Regions from separate parts of the Mus musculus genome. Here regions 2 and 3 are each linked to region 1. The links are chromatin loops, found by intact Hi-C in ENCODE. Cell type or tissue: heart. All regions are shown on one strand. Each heading gives the region's core, and the rest is flanking DNA. Links, peaks and the distances in the headings are about the cores only.

Region 1 (7,629 bases), core at 804-5,803:
CCACCTGCGGAGTCCTCAGCAGAGATGGGGGTGGGACGACTTTCACCTTCCCATTGCCTCCTCTCTGTCTATCCAGTGCCTGATGGGCTTCTCTTCCAAGAGAGGATGCCCTGGGCTGGCCCACCGCACCGCACCCCAAGGTAGTAGTATCCTGAACTAGCTTTTCCTTAACCTTCCCACGGCCATCAAGTCTAACCCTCTCCAGTTTAGCTGAATTGTGTTGTTCTGGCCAGGGGACTTCTAGAATCTGATAATCAATAAATGAACTAAATTGACTTCCCAGAAAACATTCCAAATGCATTCCAGACTTACTAAATACATACCAGTCCCCACCCGAAGGAACCTATCTTCCCCTTGATCGACTGTCTACCAGATCTCTAAGTTATAAATCGGTTCTGTAGCCAGATGTGGTGGTGCACGCCTTTGATCCCAGAACTTGGGAGGCAGGGCAGGTAAATCTTTGGATTCACGGCCAGCCTGATCGACAAAGTGGGTTCCAGGACAGCCAGTGCTGCACAGAGAAACACCGTCTCAAATGAATGAATGAATGAATGAATGAATCGGTCTTGTGTGTGTGGGTACTATACCTGCTAGCAACTCAAGAATAATACACAGTAAAGAAAAAGGAATATAGCTCAGACATTTTCAAAGGCAATGGCCAAGTCAGGTTTACTCAATCATCTCTGCATAGTTTGTTCACAAAAACCTTATCAATCACACTCTCCGGGCCAAGACAGAGAGCAGACTCACATACATAGGTTTTAGTCCAATCATACAGTAAATAGACCATGGCTACCAATACCTTGTCATGGACCCTAAAGCCAGAGTCTATGGCGGAAGTTTTAGCCAACAGGGCATTTCTGCACTCTTCTAAACAACATTTCTTCATTTATAATGATGTACATACAGAGTTACACACACACACTCACCTCTTCAAGCCTCCTAACTGAAAAGGTAATAACTATGGCCTGGTAATATATTCTGGGTTTTCCAAGATGATCTAGTATTCCGTAGTTAATGAATATGAAGGAGAAGTGAACGATACAATTGTGTTCATAAATATGAAGTGGCAATTTTCATCGTGAGTCACAGCTGAGTAAGTCAGTTGGTATAGATGAAGAGTCTAATAATATGCTCCCAGACCTTCCTGAAACGCTCCTCCCCAATCTCTCTCTCTCTCTCTCTCTCTCTCTCTCTCTCTCTCTTCTCTCTCCCTCTCTCTCTCCCTCTCCCCCCCTCTCTGTGTGTGTGTGTGTCACACACACACACACACACACACACACAATTAGTTACTTTTTCTATTGTGACAAACATCCCTGACAAAAGGAACTGGTGGAAGGGCTTGTCTGAGAGGATGAAGGGGATACAATCTGATCAAGGGGGAAGAGGCATGGCGGCCAATACCAGAGGCAGCCAACACCAGAGGCAGCCATCACGCCGCTGTTCCAGCAAGCAGGAAGCAGGGAGAGACAACTGCTGGAACTCAGCTCCCAGTTTCCTTTGTAGTCAAGCCCAGCCCCAGGAACGGTGCCACCCTGTGGGTCTTGCAGCCTCTACAAATCTAAGCTAGAAACTCTCAGCTATGCCCAAAGGTTTTGTTCTGTGATGATTCTAAATCCTATTAGCTTGCCAATCAAGAGCAACCATCGCACAAGCACACAGAGAGTTCACAGTGCAGGTGTTCTTCCTCCAGCCTGGCCAAGGGCCTGTGCTCTGTGCTAATTCTTGGCCACACCCACCGAGGGTAATGGCCCATCCCTTCCTGTCCTTAAACAGCTGAAGGATTCAACTGGGCAGGCCCAGACAGATGCATAACACAGAAGTTCCATTCAGCGAGAGACTTCTTACAGAAACATTGAGCATTCTCACAGGACTATCTGAGTTGTGGGTACCTGTTCTAAGGTGACTTCACACAGCTGATAAGCCCACTCAAACTTCCAAGTCATGGAAGAAACACATTTCCTTTAACTTTGTCCAAATGACTCTAGATACTAGAGTTCTTTCTGTCCATGGCACATCTATTTAAGGATAGCCAGCTGTTTCAACTTTTCCGGGCAGTAAATTGTGGCCCGGGCAACCATATCTGATGCACAGATAGCCTCCTAGTGGCCCACAACATGCCCATCTGTGCTGTTGGCAGGGAACCCAGGAGGAGGTGACTACACCCTGTCTACCCTGATAAATCAACCAAGAAAGGGACTCTAAGACACACCTCCACATCTGATGGACCAAATAAACTACCCCAACTGCAAGGAGCCAAATTGAGCGTGTTTTCCCACGTCTCTGGAAAGGGCATCACAGGCTAATTTAGGGTCTACGCAGCCAAAAAAAAGTGAGTTTAACAAAGGATTTTTCTCAAGGTAGCACTTAAGCAATTACATACAGTAAAATTCTTTAAGTCCTTGGCCATAAACACATTGATTTTGGGTTTTTTTTAGAAATATTGAACCACGGAAAGTAATTACAGCAATTCTTAGGCACCAGGACTATCACTGTTCAAGTTCAAGCGGTCAGAGGCTGGAGAAACTCCACCCATGAGGCACACCATGAGGGTGGACTGACTTCTGAAACCTCGAAACTGGCGGGGGAAGCTTATTTATAAATGAAGTATTCTCTCTCAGGGGCAAAGGTGACATAATTTTGAACTATGTGGAAAGTAAAAGCTTGGGGCCAGGATGCCCTTTAAAGGTTTCGTTTGTTTTTAAAATCATTCTTTTGAATAAACAGCGCGGGGGGGCAAGGACTGTTTGTGAACTGAATGTGGGTTCTACCCGGGCGTGCGCTGCGGATGCTTGGCGCTGGGGATCTGGGATACAGATTTCTCAAGCCAGCGCTATGCTAGGCATCTTTTTTAGTAAGCTTCACCCTCACCGCCAGTAAACAATGAGAAAGCCAGGAGGACAAGCTCCTCCACCACGAAGCAAGTGTGGAAACTTTGAAGCCTTCTAAAACCTTTTAAAAGTTTTTTTTTTAAGTTTTTAAAGTCCCCCCCCTTTCGGTCCGGGTGGCTGGCAATGTCTCTAAAATTCAATCTTTGTTTTTGTCCTTCAGTAGGAAAGCCACACCACGGCAAAGCCCAGGGGATGTGGCTAAGGTTATTTGGGATTGAGAGAGGAGGGTGGCTGGGCTGGGGACTTAGTCTCAAATGAGTTACAGAGAGGCTGTCCAACCCAGACACTCCCCCAAGTACCAAGTGGGAAAGAACAAAACCAGGAACGATCTCCGAGAGGGTGGCGGTCCTCTCGAGCTGGGGACCGGGTGGGGCCCTCCTCAGGAGGTGTTTACCCTACACAGGGACCCTACAGGCCTGGGCTCCCGGCCAGTTTGGCTGCCGCTGCGCGCTGTCGTCAGAGTCCCTGCAGCCCGGGCCACCGCCAGGTGCTCCGCAGTACCTGGCGCCCCTGCCTGCCTTTGTGCAGCGCTCGGCCCATCACCAGCGCAGGCGGGGCTGCCTAGGTCCTCCCCAATGCCAGGAGAACAACTGCGGGATCAGCCTGCCAGGGAGCTCACGCCAGTGCCTGCCCAGGGGAGAGGACCCGAGGGACACAGGCGTGCCCCTCACCTTCTCTAGAGGAGAAAAAAGTCTCCGGTCCCACGGCTGTGCCGGTGAAAACAGACGTGCCCACTCTCAAGCTTCAGACAGCTGGCAGCCACAACAACATTGGCACCAAAACTTTCGCGGCGCAGAAAGTCACTCCAGAGAGTTTTTCTTGTCCCTCCTCTCTCCCTCTTCCCGTTTAAGACCCGGTTTACAGCAAACAGCAGGAAATCAGCGCTCCAGAAGTGCACACTCCCGCGTCCACCTTCTCCACCCCCTGGCCTGGGCAGCTTGCCCAAGGTAGGTGCCCGCTCCGGGGCTTCCTGCCCCATCCCAGGGTCAGGCGTCCTGGGACGCGGCGCAGCCAACTCACCATGGTGACTCCCGCCGCGGTCGCGCCTCCGCCGGGTCCCGCTGCCTAGGCACTGAGGCTGGAACGCGGTCTCCTGGGCGAACTTCAAAAGTTGGTTCCCTTCGCCAAAAAACAAGCTCCCGACACCCAAGCACTCACAGGAGCCAATGGAAATCCAAGAGGGACTCCATCCAGGCGGGATCCGAAACGCTAGGTGAAGGCAAAACTTAGCAGACCCGGTGCACACTCAGACCTGGCGATCCCCAACTGTCTAGAGATGCACCCTGATGCGCTCTGCGGGATTGCTTGTCCAACTGCTTTGCCTGGACCCGCTTTCTCTTAACACTTAATCCGAACTCTTCTCTGGCTCAGGCTGGGCTCGGGCCGGGCAATCTGTCCATAAATGGAGAATTCAGCACAGGCCTGACCAATCAGAATTTGTTTTCGCAGCGTCACTCCTCAGGGAAGCCGAGGTAGCCAACAAGCGTGAACTACAAGAGTTTACAAAGGCCTCTGGATCCTGTAGTCCTGCGGCCTCGCTACCCCGCAGAGCGCGCCGCTGTCCTAGCCGTCCCCAGGGAGCCACCCCCAAACCGAAGGGATGAAAACACTTGGGGAGGTTAGGAAACCGCGCTCCTGTCGCTTCTCTTTACGGAGAAACTTAGCATCGACTTAGCTCCCACTCACAAGTCGCATGATTTTCCTAGATTCTTTTTTTTAAAGAAATATTTTTAACTGCTTAAAAGATCACAAAGTCGCAGCTCAAAGGAAATCCTTTTTCTTTTCTTCTCTCTCTCTTTCTCTCTTTCTCTCTTTTTTTTTTCTTTCTGGATTGTGAGGGAAGTCGAAAATACTTCCTCCACCCGTCTTTTGTACCTGAATTAATTTCCTTGGGAAGGGAGAGGAAGGGAGGGAGGGAGGGGGGGGAGAGAGAGAGAGAGAGAGAGAGAGGGAGAGAGAGAGAGAGAGAGAGAGAGAGAGAGAGAGAGAGAGAGAGAGAGAGGAGGAAGGAGAAGGAGAAGGAGAAGGAGAAGGAGAAGGAGAAGGAGAAGGAGAAGGAGAAGGAGAAGGAGAAGGAGAAGGAGAAGGAGAAGGAGAAGGAGAAGGAGAAGGAGAAGGAGAAGGAGAAGAAGAAGAAGAAGAAGAAGAAGAAGAAGAAGAAGAAGAAGAAGAAGAAGAAGAAGAAGAAGAAGAAGAAGAAGAAGAAGAAGAAGAAAAGAGAGAGACAGAGACCTTGGTCCTCGCGGTGTCCGGTTTCAGGAAGCCAGGTAGCCTAGGAGAGAGGGGAACGGGGATTCCTAAAACAGTATTAGGGAGTCTGACTCCTGGTGAAAGGGAAGACTGAGGAAGTAAACTCGCAGGGCCTCTGCGGGGCTGCGCTCCCAGGATCTGAGGAAGAAGAGTTCAGGAAGAAAAGAGCACAGAAAATCTTGAGATTCGGTCGTCCCCATTCACGTGAACCTAGGATCCTAGAGTTGCAACGGATAGTAAAAAATCAAATCATCTTGGCTAGGACGAGTTTTGCTCTTTGTTTTAATGTGGTGCATACCTTCAGAGGACTATGGCCAAACCAGGAAAAGGAGCGAATGCTGATACACCCTGCAACAGAGAAGGACCCAGGAAACCTAATTATGTGAAAGAGGTTGAGGTCAAAGTTCAGGAGGAACAATTCCGTGTGTTACAGTGGTGGGTAGGAAATGCTGCAGAGAGTAGTAGATCTTGGTTGGCTGCTCGGGACAGGTGTGGTGTGTAGAGGGACAGCTGATGGAACAAAGGGGCTTTGTCTTGTGGGGAGTGGTCCAAGGATGTCCCCTAGGTACTGATGTTGGTAGTAAAGCTGACTATACCCAAAACCGCTGAATTGTGCGTTTTAGAGTAAGAATCTTCTGAATTACATCAATTTTTTAAAGGAGGGAGAGGCACACACACGCCTCTGAGCATGTGCGCAGATGCAGTTCAGAGGACGACTTGTGGGAACTGGTTCTCCCTCCACCATGTTGGTTCCCGGGTTGAACTCGGGTGGTTAGGTTTGGCAAGTGCCATTATCCACTGAGCCATCTCATACCAATTTGAAAGGAAGTCATGTTTGAATTTTTGTGACTATTCCCCCTGTCCGGGCAGCAAAGAACTGAATTCCTTCCACAGGAGATAGGCCAGACACAAGACGCACAACCGTGACACACCTTGCTGGCTTTATGATCTGGTAGGAAGACAACAAGAAATGGTTGGGGGTGGCTCACCTGGAGCTAGTGAGCCTATTTGCTTTGCCAGTGTGAGGACTAGAGTTAGATCCCTAAAACCAATGTGAAAAATATTAAGGTGTCGTGGGATGTTGGGGAGGCAGAGACAGGCAGGAAAGCTTAGGATTCCCTGTCCAAGCAGCCTAGCCTACTCCATGATTTCCACGTCAATAAGAAACTCTAATCTCAAAAACCAAAACAAAAAAGGCAGAGGCCTGAAGGGGTGGTTCAGTGGTTAAGACCACTGGCGGTTCTTGCAGGGGCTTGGGGTTCGATTTCTTATACCTACGTGCTGTTCACCATCCTTTGTCCATTTGTAATTCTGGAAGCTGAGGCAGGAGGATTGATTGCTTCAGCCCAGAAGGTCTAGCCAGCCTGGGTAAGAGTGAGACCCCATTAAGACAAAAACAAACAAAATATAACCGGAAGTAAAAAAAAGAAAAATGACAGCCAAGCCTTTGACACAGCAGGCGTGACCTCCATGTGCCCAGATGTGGCTCCTTATGTCACTGAGGCACTCCACCTTCAAAGTTGTATTAGGTATTTTAAGAACTCGGGAACAGAGATTCCCAAAGAAGAAAGCTGAGCTTACAGACAACACAAGGAACAGTAGGTTTTAGGTCCAAAATAATGACACATGCCTAAGTCGTCATCCCATCCATGGGCTCTGTTTCTCTGTATCTCTCTCTCTCTCTGTCTGTCTGTCTCTCCTTCTCTCTCAACAAGACCTCTCTATATAACCCAGGCTATTCTTAAACCTCCAAACTTTTCTATATTGATACTGGGGCATAACTTACCAGTTAAATGGGATATATTGAAAACTAATAATATATTAGTTTATATATTAAAACTAATTGTCAATTTGATGATTATTTGAGGGGTCTGGTTTGGTTTTATTTTTTGAGACAGGGTTTCTCTGCTCAGCTCTGGCTGCTCTGGAACTTGCTCGAAGACCAGACTGGCCTCGAACTCGTAGATCTGAATTAAAAAAAAAAAAAAAAAAGAAAGAAAGAAAAAAGAAGAAAAAAGTTTAGGGCTTAAAGAATGTAGCTAGTTCAGTTGGTACAGAACCTACCTAGCATGCACTGAGCCCTGGATTTGATTCCGAGCTCATCATAAAATGTGTGAAGTGGTCCACATCTGTTATCTCAGCGTTTGGGTTGTGGAGGGAGAAGGGTTAGGAGTTTAAGTAATCCTCAACTACATAGTGAATTTGTAGCCAGCCTGGGCTGTGCGCAAAAACAAACAAACAAACAAACAAACAAACGAGCAAAGTGCTTTATTTACACTACTGCTCTCTTTTCTAGTCAAGAGGTGCTCTTAATCTAAGCAGTCAGGGCTTGGATGAGAATGCCCCACCCCCACCCCCACCTCCACCCCCACCCTAGCTCATTTTCTAGAGTTTGAGCAGTCAGATAACTAGACTTTTTGGTATATGAAACAAATTGTAAGATCTTAATTTTTCTGCCGTTTAAATTCCCTCCTTTGTGAAACATTCT
Region 2 (7,629 bases), core at 1,030-6,029, 290 kb before region 1:
ACAGAAGGTTGTTAATTTCAGACAGCAAACCTAGGGTTGGTACAGGATGCTGTGTTGGCTTGTTTTGTTTTGAAAGTGTTACAAGAAACTTAAGAAGACTACTGAAATCTACCCACTGGGTGGGGGCAGGATAGTTAAGACCTAGCATGAAAAGATACTGGAGACTCTGGATTTTGAGCAGTTTTATTTGTTAAACCAAGGATTTAGGACCTGAAGGTGATGAAGGGTTATTAAAGGATTTTAAGTTATTCGTTGCTTCCCAGTTTGCTCTGTCCCGACATCTCTTTAGACTTTAACTCATGGTGGTATGGGAGTATAGGGAGGGGGGAACCAGAAAAGTGCTATTGCATGAATCCAGGTGTGAGCTTCCTCCTTCTCTAACTTCCCCCTTACTGCTGCAGATGCAAACCACAGCAGACCTTTCAGTCTTAAGAATTTTCTGATCTGGGCTTCCTGTCTTGGTTTGTCATCACCATCCCTGCAACTATGTCAAAGGCTATTCTGATGTTTTTGTTTTTGTTTGGTTTTTCAAGACAGGGTTTCTCTGTGTAGCCCTGGCTGTCCTGGAACTCACTTTGTAGACCAAGCTGGCCTCAAACTTAGAGATCTGCCTGCCTCTGCCTGGAATTAAAGGCAGGCACCATTACAGCATGGCTCTTCTGATGCTTTTAATTTCAGTGCTTTAGGCATTCTGCACCCAGCCACTTGCAAACTTTCTACCTGGGTAAATGGCACAATCTTGTATTTCAAAGAGAAGTCAAAGGTTTGACCCCCTTAGGCAAGTAAACCTAATTATATTTGTCCAATCATTTCTTTTCAGTACAATGGCCAATTTTATTCATCTGACCAACCATTGTTCTCCAGGGATTATTGGATCTATTATCATTTACCTCTTCATTTTTCTGACCCTTTTCCCTTCAACATATCAAAAGGATTTAAATCCTTACTCTTTTCTTTTTCTCTTTGTTTCTTTGTTTCTTTGTTTCTTTGTTTCTTTCTTTCTTTCTTTCTTCCTTTTTCTTTCTGACTAGGTATCCTGCTAGACTTGTCTCTTTTTCATTCATTACCAATTTAACAAAATAGTATTAGCTCTGGTGTAACTAGTGTGCAATACTTTCTACATTGGGACTTTTCAGCTGAGATATTGACTTCACAGCCCAGATGACTCTTTGTTGTGGGTGGTGTCCTGCCCATGGCTTGGTGCTTAGTACCTCTTACAAGATGTCAGCAACATTTCCCCAGTTGTGACAACCAAAATCATCTTTTGATTATGTCAAACAATACCCGAGTGTCAAAACCAACTTCATAGAGAAACTCTGTTCTCTATGTCAAGATAATCTATGAAGCTGGTCAAGTTTACAGATCTTTCTATTGCTCAACCAACAGCATTTCATGAATCCATGATCATACTCTTTATTGCTAAATTTCCTCCTAATTTTTTACTACCTATATATCTTGACTCAATTTCTCTTCCTTCCTCCTTCCCTCCCTCCCTCTCTAACACATTCAACTCCTCCTAGAATTTCCTTTCACTTCAGCTCTTTAAATAACAAACATTCCACATATCTATTTCCTCTCATTTCTACTCTGGTTGACCTTACCAAAATGCTTGCTTCAACTGTCAGAAATGTAAGTTAATGAATCCGAATCTCCATCATTAGCCCAGTGGTCTACTTAGTTTTAGATTAACACACTCAACAACCAACTAAGTTCAAGCCTTTGGGTAAACATTAGACACTTCAAAAACTCTACCTGATCAGAACAGACAAGTCTTGCCTCTAACCTAAAGTCCCCAACCCAAGAAGCACACATCTTTAGTCCCAGAAGCAGAGGCAGAGGCAGGCAGATTTCTGAATTCGAGGCCAGCCTGGTCTACAGAGTGAGTTCCAGGAAAGCCGGGGCAATACAGAAAAACCCTGTCTCGAAAAAAACCAAACCTAACCAAGCCCGGAAACAAAACAAAACAAAACAAAACAAAACAAAAAAGTCCTGGGCTTTGATAGTCCCGATAGAATTCTACTTGTAGAGGGCAGCAACTAGGGAGGCTGAGGAAATCCAAATCCAATGTTTTCCATTTCTTCTTCTTTTAAAATTTAAAAATACTCCCAGTTCTTGGGAGGCAGAGTCAGGTGGATCTCTGAGTCTCTGGAGTGAGTTCCAAGACAGCCAGGGCTACACAGAGAAACTCTGTCTCGAAAAACCAAAACCAAACCAAACCAAGCCAAAAAATCACCTTCACTAAATATGGAGAACATGAGTGAATATTATCGACGAGCTGATGTAGAAGGAGGTTATTAATGCTTGTTAAATACTTAATTGGTAATATAAGGTACTTTAAGTCGTCATATTTGACCTCACAAGATCATTTTGAAGCATATAAGGCTATCATGTTTTATAGAAGAGGAAACTGAGATTTATAAAGGTGTTAATAAGTCAGCTTGGGCACCCTCACTTTGCTTTCTGACCGGAAATCTGTCTGATTGACTGCAGAGCCCACTCTCTGTCCTTACATCCTTCTAGGGCACACAATAAAAACTGCAATCTTCTGGGTTTTGTGAGGCAATTAAGAAGTCATCTGCGATTGTATAGCTCCCAGGCTACCTAATAATACATTTGAAATGATTTTGAAAATTCACTTCACCAGTGAGATGAGATCTCTGTTTTGGGTATCATCTGCTGAGAAAGACACTAACCCGTGTTTTTTTGTTTTTTTATTTAAAGGCGCGACTAGTGCAATCAGTAAGCTGGAATAATTTTTAGTTTGAGAAAAAGCAACCAGTACGTAGGCGGAATTATGCTGAAGCACTGTTGAGCCCGAAATCACGGAAGAAAGTGAACCCAACCACCTTATTTTTAACTTAGTCCCACTGGGCCAACAGTTCGCCTAAGCCAGTGCAAAGAGGAAGGACTGGGACGCAGGGGGGCGGTCCCTGGCCCGCACATGCGCAGACATACTGCTGTGAGAGGGCGTGAGGGTCCGGAGCGCTCGCTTTCCGAACTGTCGTAAAAGGGCCCCGGTGTCGCGCTCGCGCAGTCGGGGAGGGCCGGCCCAGGCTGCGGCGGCGGCGACGGCGATGGTGGCGGGGCGCTGGTGCTGCGCGGCGTAAGGCACGCCGGCCGTTCAGGGTCGCGAGCGCGCGTGGGCCGCGATCGGGTGCTCGGAGCCGGGTCCAGCCGAGCCAGGCTCAGCCTCACGCTCCGCGGCGGCGGTGTTGACAGACGCCCTCCTGAGGAGAGCCGCCCGGCCCGCCTCAGCCTCACCCGGCCGAGCGCTGTTCCCCAGCCCCGCGCCAGCGAGTCCGGGACCTGGCCGCACGGGGCCTGCGGACTCGGGTGAGGGCGCCGGCGGAAGGGGGGGGGGTGCGGGGGAGGGGAGCGGCGCGGTGGCGCTTGCGCGCGGCGGGGGAGGGGCCGAGCAGGAGGGAGAAAGAGGAAGGGCCGCGGCGGCCGGCCCGGGTCGGCGACAGGGGAATGACCGCGGGTCCCGGACGGCGCGGAGTGGCTCATTGTGTCCGGGCAAGAGTCCGCCCGCGGACACACCCACGGCCTCTTGGGAGGGGGTGGGTGAGGGGATTGCGCCCCGGGGCCGCCGCTCGCCAGCGGGACTGGGGCTCAGGGCCGAGGAGTGGGGGTGACAATGGAGTGAGGAAGGTAACCCCGGCTGGAGCCGGGAGCCGCCCGGTGCGGGCGGGCACGCGCAGTCCGCGGAGCAGAAGACAGGCGCGTCTGATATTGTGTGGAGTTGGCTGGTTAGTCATTAAAAAAAGATGTTTTCTTTATCCTGCCTAGATAATTGATCGGAGTCAGCAGTGGTGCGGTGGAAATATCGGTTTTTGTTCTGGAGAAATAGAGGTTTGTCACCACACTTCTTAGATTATAGAGCTTTATAGATAATTTTAAAAAAAAAGTGTGACTTTTTAGCGTCCAAAAAAAACAACAACCAAAAACCAAAAAACCAGGAAGTTGTAGCTAGCGCCTTCACTTAATTTGCTCATGTCTGGGGTGACTCCATTGTATTGTTGAGAGCTTTCCTGTTCCTTGATTTATGTACAGAATGAGTTTAGAACTCCTGAGTAGCAGTGAGTGAGCCAGCTGACAGAGACCTCATTGTCAGAGTTCTGACAGCTCTTGAACCTGACTTGATCCAAACTTAGTTCCATTTGGCACTTTTATCTTTAATTTTCTTGTTTTGGGGACCTCTTTAACCAAAGAGAGCAAAATCAAAAAAAAGATGAACAGAGGTTCCTCATATCTTTACCATTTGTCTTTGCAATAGCTCTCACGTGACTTAATACAGATGTCCTTTCAAGAATTCTGATTTTACTTAGCTTTTGAGTCTACGTTAAAGAACCCAAACAAACCCCAAAACCTTCATGTGCGTATATACCAGTGTGTGGGGTCTGTACATGTGAGTGCAGGTGCCTCTGAGGCCGGAAGAGGACCTAGTACTCTGGAGTGGTAGTTAAAGGAGGTTTTGCACTGCCCTGTATAGGTGCTGAGTCCCGATTGGGTCCTCAGCCAGCATAGTAAGCACTCTTGACAACAAACCATTTTTCCAGGTCTGGATTTATATTTTGATAGTTTGTAACTAAGTGATTTTTTGTTTTGTTTTTATTTTAGTAAAAAGGTTTAGTAGAAACTGGTCATTGTAATATTGTGTTACATTGTGACATAGGTTTTAAGGAAGCTCTTCTATTTTGAAGAGAAACAATTTAGCTTTAAATTACTTTTGTAGCAGGAGTGCTGAGTGTGTGATGGCTCGAGTTGCCTTTAATCCTAACATTTGGGAGGCAGAGCCTAGCTTGGTGTATATAGTGAGTTCTACAACAGCCCATACTATGTAGAGAGATCCTATTTTAAATACCCACCCCCAAAATATATATTACTTTTGCTACTTTCTTAGGGTGTAACCATGGACAAATTATTTCATTGTATCCTGCTTGCTTGTTACCTCAGAGTCTCAGTAGTATCTGAAAAAATTACTGAGGGCATTTGTGAGTTGGGTGAATGATAGTGGGGAAAATTAGCAAGAATAATTTTTGTTTGTTTGTTTGTTTGTTTTCGAGACAGGGTTTCTCTGTATAGCCCTGGTTGTCCTAGAACTCACTCTGTAGACCAGGCTGGCCTCGAACTCAGAAATTCGCCTGTCTCTAGTAGTTTTTTTCTTAATAATCAGGGTTGGGTGTCATGTATGTGTGTTTTCTTTTGTCATCTTTCCCCTTTGTTCTCTGTATATTGGTCACTTGTATCCCAGATGGTTCACTAGAAATAGTCAGTCTTTAGCTCCTATACTCAGAAATCTTTCTGCCTCAGCCTCCAAAGGAGCTGGGACTGCAGGTTTCTGTCATTGTACTTGGGTCTCGAGTTTATAGTTGAAAAAAGCTATAATAAAAATAATTAGGCTTAATGAAGAATGTGTGCTAGCTGGGGTTATATTCAGCAAGTTTTGTTTTGGTGTTTCATATTTGTAAGAAATTGAGACATGTTTCTACTGATATTCTAAGAGAACAGCAGTTTATTTGCATAAAGCTAAAGAGCAGTAAGTTTTTGAGCAGGTGCATCTGAGTACAGTTTTTTTTTTTAAGTTGAAAATATGAAATAGAAAATTCATTGTATCAAAACATTCATAGCTTAAAAGTCTTAAAGATGTCATGATTAGCCGGGCAGTGGTGGCACACGCCTTTAATCCCAGCACTCGGGAGGCAGAGGCAGGCGGATTTCTGAGTTCGAGGCCAGCCTGGTCTACAGAGTGAGTTCCAGGACAGCCAGGGCTACACAGAGAAACCCTGTCTCGAAAAACAAAAAAAACAAAACAAAACAAAAAAGTTATGGTAATAAAGGGCTTTGGTATCATGCATTAGTTACAACTTAGTTATATGTGTCCCTGCTTTTACCCCAACTCCATGGACTTGGGTCTTTAATAGAGGGAAATAGACTGACAGAACAACAACAACAAAATAATAGTAATTAAGATTTGTTACATTTGTTTAGGTGTAGTATGGTTGTTGTACATTGGATCTGAATTTATTGTTAACTTTTCTTGAAGTTATAGCCTTCTCAATTAGTAAAATGAGTATAAAATTCATAAATGTTCATTTCTAGCCTCTGGTTTTGGGTGTGTGTGTGCCACATTTAATAGCTTCTATTTTTAGTTCTTTCAATATTCACTGTTAGATTTATCAGGACAGCTCTCTAGAAAGAAATGCTCTATGGAGAGTATAAATTGATGCGTGTATGCAAATAAAGCACATACATATGCATTAACCTTCAATGAAGCCATATTTGTTCATGGTAGTGGATAATTCTGTCCATTGGAGAAGTTACTCAGAGTGTTTTGTTTGTTTTGTGTTTTCCGAAGATGGGAGTGTACTATAACCTGGTTCTCATTGAATATCTCAGGCTGGCCACTCAGGTCACCAAAGTGCTGGTGATTACAAGTGTGAGCTTGTGTCCAGTTTTACCAACCTTTTACACCTTTCAGAAAATTCTAAATATGAATACACCCCCCAAACCCCAACCCCTGATTTTGAGACCAGGCTCTCAGGCATCTCAGGTTAAATTCACTGTAAAGCCAGAAAGTTCCTTGAATTTCTCCCCCTCCCCTCCCCTCCCTTCCCCCCCCCCCTTCTTTCTTTCTTTCCCTGAGACTAGGTTTCTCTGTGTAGCCCTAGAATTCACTTTGTAGCTTAGGCTCAAACTCAGATCTGCCTGCCTGTGCATCTCAAGTGCTGGCATCAAAGGTGTGTGTCAATTTAAGTATATTGAATTTCTAATCCTCTTCTAGATGTGGGATAGTATGGGCTACAGCATTGTTTATAAAAATGATACTTTGGTTTTGGTTTTTCGAGACAGGGTTTCTCTTTATAGCCCTGGCTGTCCTGGAACTCACTTTGTAGACCAGGCTGGCCTCGAACTCAGAAATTCTCCTGCCTCTGCCTCCGGAGTGCTGGGATTAGAAATCCACCTGCCTCTGTCTCCCAAGTGCTGGGATTAAAGTCGTGTGTCACCACTGCCCGGCATATTGACCATCTTATACTCTATTCTCTCTTGTATCTCTCAGGTTGCTGCCTGGGTTTCTGTAGGTAGTCAGAAATTGACAATAGATGAAAAGAAAGTTACAAATGATAGAAACACAGAGCAGAGCTGATATGTTACATGGAGGTTTTACATTATGATATACTTTAAGTATGTGTTGATTGCCTCATGTTGTAGGCAGATACTGATTGGTCTGCAGGGATCAAGATGTTGCCTTCATAGAGTAGACAGTCTGTTGAGTTACAACCTCATAAATAGGATAAATAGTGGTGAGTGCCTTGAGGAAAATAAGATCATGTTGTAGAGAAGAATGGAAATAGGCTTCTTATGTAGGTAGAAAGGTGGCACAGCCGTGTTTTAGAGTTACTCTCAGATGAGATAAAGATGATAATAATATGTTTACTTACGTAGGAACATGTCTAGATTTTAGAGCTAGAGACTGAAGAATGAGAAAAGAGGCTGTAGGGGCTGGAGGGATGGCTTAGCAGTTAAGAGCACTGACTTTTCTTCTGAAGGTCCTGAGTTCAAATCCCAGCAACCACATGGTGGCTCACAACCATCTGTAATGACATCTGACGCCTCTACTGGTGTGTC
Region 3 (7,629 bases), core at 1,030-6,029, 160 kb before region 1:
TAAAGTGAGTGCCAGGCTAGTCAGAGCTCCATTACAAGATTCTGTTTAAAAAAAAATTGTGTGTGTGTGTGTGCGCATGCATGTGTGTGTGTGTATGTGTGTGTGTGTGAGAGAGAGAGAGACAGAGAGAGAGGCAGACAGACAGAGACAGAGAGAGTGTGTGAGTGTCTCAAGTTATCAGGCTAGGCAGCAAGTATTTTTATTCACTGGACTGTCTCTTCCAGCCCTTCTTTGATATATTTCTTTTATCGATTAATTGATTGATTCATTCATTCAATCATAGACAGTGTCTTGCATATCCCGGGGGGGATAGCATTTCAGTTCAAGATGACCTTGAACTTCTGATCATCTTGTCTTCACCTCTCAAGTGTTGGGACAGCAGACTAGCATCACTACACTGTTAATGCAGTGCAGAGAACAGGACCCAGGGAGGGCTTCCTGCATGCTAGCCAAGCTCTCTATCAACCGAGCCACATCCCTAGCCCCGGGTCTTCTGGGAGAACGGAAATTCTGTTCTCTCTGTCATGAGCCTGGTGGTGTGTTGGCACAGCAGGTGGTGGGCGATGTGGAGAAGAGCCACAGAAGAAGCCCTGCCTCAGCCAGTCCCCGCTCACCTGAGGGACACGGACAGGATCCTTTCCACCTCGATCCTCCGCTTCAGGACTTCCTTCACAACACCTTTGTCTGGGCCTTGCTTCACCTTCTCCCTTCCAATTAAGTACAAGCACTTGGGGGTTAGCAGCAGGTCTCGCTTGACACCCTGTGAGAAGAGGGACTTTCAGAAGGCAGCCAGACACGGTCAGAGAGACAACTGTGACAATACACCACTGCTGCTGACCTGGATGTCGAACGGCTACTGTGTGACTACTGACTCAGGCCCCTTGACAGAGAAGAGGCTCACCTGCATGGGGACGATGATGCTTGACTTTTTTTTTTTTTTAACTTCTAAGATATCATTTGTACATAGTTCTATAATAAGGTATCAGGACACCAAGCATAAAGGGAAGTCAAACATGATGACTTTACAAAGGATTGTTACATCATGGTTATCAAACAGGCTTCCCTCCAGTGTCTGTAGGTACTTCCCTGGGAATCCACACATTACATACAAAAATTGATCTATTTTCATTTTCGTCATTGTGCTGGTTTGAATGGGAATGGCCCCATAGGTTCAAGTGTTGGAATGCTTGACCCATAGGGAGTGGCACTATAATGTGGTATAACCTTGCTGGAGGAAGTGTGTCACTGTGCAGGGTGGGCTTTGAGGTCTTCTATGTTCAAGCTACATTCAGTGACATAGTCTCCTGCTGGCTTCAGATCAAGATTCCAATACCACGTTTGCCTGGACAGTGCCATGCTTCCCACCATAATGATAATGGACTGAACCTCTGAGACTGTAAGCCAGCCCCAGTTAAATGTTTTCCTGTATAAAAGATGCTTTGGTCATGGTGCCTCTTCACAACAATAAAACCCTAACTAAGACAGTCATTAATTAATACACAAATAATATGCTTTGGCATATATGGCTGATCACCTTATTACAGAGCAGTGCAGGAATCCCGAAAACACACCCCGTAGCAGCTGGCCCATTTTCAGGGTGTAAGGAATGACCTCCTATTAGCAAAACAGCATCTTTCTTATTAAGCCAGTGCTGTTTTTTACTCCATTATTCTTTTCTGAGAAGTCACTTTTTAAAAAGTCAGCTGTGGCTGCGGGTGTGCCTCAGGTGGTTGAGTGCCTGCCTAACATGCACGACGCCCTGGGTTCAACCCCCTGCACCACAAAAACTGAGCATCGTGCTCTACATTTGTAATCTCAGCACTTCAGAGCTAAGGCAAGAGGATCAGAAGTTCAAGGTCACGCTGGCTACATAAGGAATTGGAGATCCCTCAAATACATGAGACTTTGTGTCGGAACAAAGATGAAATGTAAAGATTCTACTAAATAGAATACTATGCAGGTATATAAAGTGATTTATAGTAAGATATTCATATGGGAAGTTCTTCCTGGCACAAACAAACAGGACATAAAAGAACATTTTGTATACCTAATAAACATAATGTATACCTTATTTTGCAAAACTAAACATGTGAGTATGTCTGCATATTAAGGTTCTGAAGGACTTTCACAAATTCCAACAATGAGGCTTGATTACTGTTGGCTGCTATATATATGCATTTTTGACTTCTCTGGTTTTTTATCATTTTTTTCAATGTGCAAAGTCACAAGCTATTCTTGTAAATGAGGACTCTGTTGTGACTCTTAACAGATTGCATACCTTGAACCTCCTGTCGTACTTGGTGACTGTGTCAGCAAAGTCAATCTTCTCCCTCTTGCCTACAAACTGCTGCAGTTCCGGGCGCTCCTCCATCCCGATGTAGTCCCCGATGAAGTTTCGGTTGATGCTGTTTCTCCTCCTCTCCTTCTTGTTCAACAGCAGGTCTGAGGCTACGATGTCCAGGAGAGCAGAGAAAGAAGATGGATCAGCAGGGCAGGAAGAAGAGGAGGATGCTCAGAGTGAAGTACACTAAGATTCTACATGATGCGAATTACACACATGCTGTAGGCAGTGTAAGAGACATTTTGTAATCTTATTTAAGCTCAAGCTACCTTATTTTTTGAGAGTGTACTGGCTGGTTTTGTGTGTCAACTTGACACAAGCTGGAGTTATCAGAGAAAGGAGCCTCCCTTGAGAAAATTCCTCTATGAGATTCAGCTGTAAGGCATTTTCTTAATTAGTGATCAAGGGAAGGAGGGCCTACCATGGGTGGTGCCATCCCTGGGCTAGTACTCCTGGGTTCTATAAGAAAGCAAGATGAGCAAGCCAGGGGAAGCAATCCAGTAAGTAACATCCCTCCATGGCCTCTGCATCAGCTCCTGCTTCCTGACCTGCTTGAGTTCCAGTCCTGACTTCCTTTGGTGATGAACAGCAATGTAGAGGTGTAAGCTAAATAAACCCTTTCCTCCCCAACTTGCTTCTTGGTCATGATGTTTCGTGCAGGAATAGAAACCCTGACTAATATGGAGAGGGTCTCACTATGTTGACCAGGCTGGCTTCAGACTCAGAGATCTGTCTGCCTCTGCTTCCTGAGTGCTGAGATGAAGGTGTGTACCAGCACTCCGGGTCCTCACATTGAGTCTCACATTGATTCTCAAGCTTTGTCCACTGGGAGTCAGGGAGGAGGGTCTCCAGGTAGAGATGTTTGCTACTGAGCCTGATGACCCACAGGGTGGAACAGAAGATCTGACTCTTAAAGTTATCCTCTGATTTCTACTGTGAGCTGAGGTACACACACACACACACACACACACACACACACACAAATATACACACATAATAAAAAATTTTAAAATGTTAAATGGGTGAAATAAAGTGATGAAAATACCTTCTTCTCTCATTTGAACATATTTCTTGCGGGCCACGAACTTCCTCCATGTTTTCTGTATCACACGTGCGTAACCATCGTACTTTCTCTCTCTCATCTCTTCTAGAAGAAACAGCTGTGACAGCAGAGAGAACGCATATGAGCCAATCCTTGTGATCTGGTGGACGTCTGGTGGATGTATCAGGTACATCCAGAGCCTTTGGAGGCCAGAACAGGGCACTGGAGCCTCCAAAAGTAGAGTTAAGGATAGTTGTGAGCTACCACGTGGGAACCCAGGTCCTCTGCAGGAACAGCAAGTGCTCTTCACTGCTGAGCCATTTCCCCAGCCACCTGAACATCAACTTTTGTTCTTCCAAGGAGGCTCAGTGCACTAAAGAAACACATAAGAAGCAGCTTCTAATATGAACAAATACTAAAATGATTTCTATGGGATATTTTTTATGAGCAGTACCCACATTTTAGTTATGCTTCTTCCCTTAACAGGAAGGAAAATGGCTGAGTCTAAACACACTAACATGGTCTCCTGCTTCCCTTGCTCAGTCTTGTTGGCTTGTTCCTCTTCCTTGGTCTAAGGAGGAAGCAGGTAGCCAGAGCAAATGAGCGGATGTAGCTTGCTGCGAACAGCCTCAGAATAGAACCTTCCAGTTTCTGCCAGAGCTGAGTTTGAGCTGCTGTGGGAAGAGGGCTGCCCTACTTTTGTGTAGCATGGAAGTCCAGACTTCCTGCCTCAAGCAGTCTCTAAGGAGCGACCAGGGTGCAGGGCAGAAACCACGGCGGCTGCAGCCAGACTGGAGCAGTTAGTCTTGGGCTCTCCGGAGAGCTGGCACAACAAATGCCCACATCAGACTCTGGAGAGCCAGGTCATGCAGACAGCTCATGCTGATGGGTCTCACAGTGAGCTGTGCTTTGGAATCATGAAGACTAACAGAGCTATGGAGTGCCGAGTGTCCATGATAGTCAGAAACACTTTCAGACTGTCCAACTCCTCAGCACATACCTGTGTATTTCAGGATGAGAAGGATGGACCTAGACGGGGCAGGGCTGAATAGAGGACCTTTCTAGGCAGTGACCAGCCCCTTTTCACCAGAACAAAGCTATTTCTAGATCTGCACTTCATCAGCTTGTAAAACTGAGGAAACTCCTCATCCACATCCAAGTAGTGGCTTACGTAGCCATTGAGGGGGGAAAAAGTAAAACAGACCAATACAAGCTCTACAGATAATGTCTAATCACCACGACAATGTTACAGAAAGGGGCCAGAGAGAAGGACAGGTAGTTGAGTGCTTATTGTCTTGCAGAGGGTCTGACTTTGGTGCCCAGAACCCACGTGAGGAAGCTCACAACTGCTTATGGCTCCAGGGACTTCTGGATTTTCTAAGGACCTGCACTCAGGTGCACCTATGTCCACACTGCCATGCATACACATGTGAATAAAAATGAACACAAATAAATCTTTTTAAAAATTTCCAGAAGTAAGCAAGGGAACTTGGTTTGAAGGAAGCTGAGACTGTTGTCTGGGTTCTTCTGTGTCTGTGTTATATAAGAGCCACATTCTTGCCATTCAGTGTCTCCCAGTCACAGCTCTGGATGCATTTGCTTTTCTGGAAACATCCCGAAAAGCAAATGCCAGTAGAGAGGAACACTGAGCCCTACAGCCTGCAGTGTAGTCCCAGCGGGAGTGAGGGACAGATTTCTAGTCCTAAAATGGGGATCACAGCTTAGCAACTGTAAGATGCTTAAAATCTGAGCTTCAAGGCTGCCTGTGGGAGAATGCTTGTTGATATTCCCCATCTTGGTTTGTCCAGTTTCTGACTGGGGCTGGCTTCCCATTTTTCCAGAGCTAATCTGGCAGGATGTATGTAATAAATCTGTGACCAGAAAGAAAGGAGATGACACCAACAGCTCCCAACAGCCAAGAGATTATTTCAAAGTTTAGATGGGTTGTAGGTGTTTCTCTGGTTTTTGCTTTCCTCCCTTTAAAAGACATCAGGGAGGAATGAGAATAAAGAGCAAGAGAAAAACCAAACACATAGTCGCATAGAACAAAACACAAACTCTTTGGTGTCTGATATCTTAAGCCAGTTTTTGAAGAAAAGAGATTATTTGGTGGGTATTGGGCGAACTTGTAAGAGGTGGGGAAAAAAATCACGAAGTAGTCTTGCTCTTTTGAAGATTTATTTTTATCTATGTGTATGTGTCAGTGTGGGTGGGTACCCTGGAGGGCGGAAGAGGACATCAGATCCTCTGCACTTGGAGGTTGTGAGCTCCTGATGTGGGTGCTGGGAACTGAACTTGGTCCCTGGGAGAGCAAGAAGCTCTTGTAACCACTGAGCATCTCTCCAGCTACATAAGGCAGGTTTTACGAAACAAACTCTGGAGACAGTGCTTTCAAGTCAAGGCAAGATGTGGACAGAAGAGGAAGGGGGTGGGAGAAGGAAAGGTGATGGTGTGCACGCATGCACAAGTTCAGAGAAGGAGAAAAGAGAATCAAGAGATGGTCAGCAGGTGTTGGGAGGAAGGCAAGCAGAAGAAGGACCAAAATAAACGTGGGTTTCAGATATAAATGCCAAAGCTCAATCAAATCAGAATAAAAAAATCAGAGAAAACTATTGAGGCCGTTTTAATTATACATGAAGATTTTCTAAGTCAGAAAGTGATCCTTATGAGATGTTGGAGCTCGGTGTTGTCCTGACTAATCACTCCAGCCCGTTTTAGATAGAACAGGAGCTGTTCTGTGGGCTGCCTAATGGCGTATGACACAACATTTTCATTTTATATTTGGAAACGAAATTGCTATGAGACTAGGAATAACTCAGTGTGAAGCAGTGCTACCACCACCTTATAGACGGGTCTACTGGCGGGTGCTGCGCAGTTCTTTAATAATATCCATGGCTTGCCCTGCCATTCAGCTACTACCTCCAATACTTCTGTCTCAGGCTCTTTCTGCAGATGGAACAGGAATCAGGAAGAGAAGATTGCTGTGAGATTTGCCTTCTCTTCTCTTCTCTTCTCTTCTCTTCTCTTCTCTTCTCTTCTCTTCTCTTCTCTTCTCCCCTCCCCTCCCCTCCCCCTCCCCTCTTCTCTTCTCTTCTCTCCCTCCCTTCCTCCCCCCCTCTCTCTTTCTCTCTCCCTGGCTTTCCTGGAACTCTCCTGTAGACCAGGCTGGCCTCAAACTCAGAGCTCTACTGCCTCTGCCTCTTGAGTGCTGGAACTAAAAGCCTGTGCCTCTATTGCCCAGCCAGAATTTGCTTATTTCTTGCAACACTATTTATACCAATGCTATTTCCTCTTGGGCCGATGTGTAAAATTTCCAACTTCACCATCATTTCTCTTTTTTAAAAAAACATAACACTGGGCTGGAGAGATGGCTCAGCGGTTAAGAGCACTGACTGCTCTTCCAAAGGTTCTGAGTTCAATTCCCAGCCAACACATGGTGGCTCACAACCATCTGTAATGAGATCCGAGGCTCTCTACTGGTGTGTCTGAAGACAGCTACAGTGTACTCATATAAATAAAATAAATCTTAAAAAAAAACCCCACAATAACAACAAAAAAATCAACAGGATCTCATGGAGCCCAAGCTGGCCTCAAGTTCACTATATAAGTGAGGCTGACCTTGAAGATCGGATCTTCCTGCCTCTACCACTCAATTATAGGTTTGTGCCACACGCTCATCTTATGTGGTGCTGTAGATGTAACTCAGGGCTGTGTTGGCTAAACCAGTACTCCATCAACTGAGCTACATCCCTTGGCTCTTACACCACTAATCCTTGAAATGGACTTTAGTGATGGTTATAGGAACCTCAACAAATGATGACACCTACAAGGGTTAGTTTTGTCAGCAGGACATGGCGTAGAATCATCTGGGAAGGGAGTCTTCAATGTGGGATTTAGACAAGGTTGTCCCTATAAGCATATCTGGGGTAGGTGTATCTTGATTATCCTAATTGAAGTGGGAAGACGTGCCTGCTATGGGCGTCACCACTCCCTGGCAGGAGATCCTGGACTGTATTAGAGTAGAAAAAGTAAGCTGACCACAGGCATGCATGCACTAAGTCATTGCCCTCTGCTACTGACTGTGGATATGGTGTGACTAGCAGCAGCTTTCAGTTCCTGCTCCCTTGTCTTTCTAGCAATGCTGGACTGTGAACTCAATGAAGCCTTTCTTCCTGAAGCTGCTTTCGTTGGGAGTATTTTATCTCAGCAACAGGAAAGAAAATAAGGTGATGTCAAACTTCAGTTC

What was found. Hi-C counts contacts between places; a loop is a spot of excess contacts. Peaks named below come from ENCODE experiments on the same cell type or tissue, not always from the same donor. Only the 100,000 strongest peaks of a DNase experiment are listed, where the experiment ranks them.
Region 2: a loop joins it to region 1, with 10 times the contacts of the local background. A loop is called at or near these places in 4 of 42 quality-filtered maps.
Region 3: a loop joins it to region 1, with 2.5 times the contacts of the local background. A loop is called at or near these places in 3 of 42 quality-filtered maps.

The regions. Positions count from the first base shown.
Region 1 is chr9:70,203,986-70,211,614 of GRCm38, reverse strand. It overlaps Myo1e (myosin IE), which reads right to left and starts at 4,265. Exons shown (of 28, transcript NM_181072.3): 1 at 3,912-4,265. The coding sequence starts at 3,914. All of the region lies in intron 1 of Gm26849 (a long non-coding RNA gene), which reads left to right. In heart, for the core only: a CTCF peak has its summit at 3,365; DNase peaks (open chromatin) are centred at 1,734, 3,344 and 4,314; H3K4me3 peaks cover 2,425 bases; H3K27ac peaks cover 2,313 bases.
Region 2 is chr9:70,499,163-70,506,791 of GRCm38, reverse strand. Rnf111 (ring finger 111) reads left to right here and starts at 3,017. Exons shown (of 15, transcript NM_033604.3): 1 at 3,017-3,333; 2 at 3,790-3,852. In heart, for the core only: no CTCF peak of the experiment used is centred there; DNase peaks (open chromatin) are centred at 2,941 and 3,441; H3K4me3 peaks cover 2,327 bases; H3K27ac peaks cover 1,667 bases.
Region 3 is chr9:70,363,488-70,371,116 of GRCm38, reverse strand. It overlaps Myo1e (myosin IE), which reads right to left. Exons shown (of 28, transcript NM_181072.3): 20 at 3,387-3,501; 21 at 2,279-2,448; 22 at 615-760. Among named protein-coding and RNA genes, the nearest start is that of Mir5626, 38 kb to the left of the region's middle. In heart, for the core only: no CTCF peak of the experiment used is centred there; a DNase peak (open chromatin) is centred at 4,036.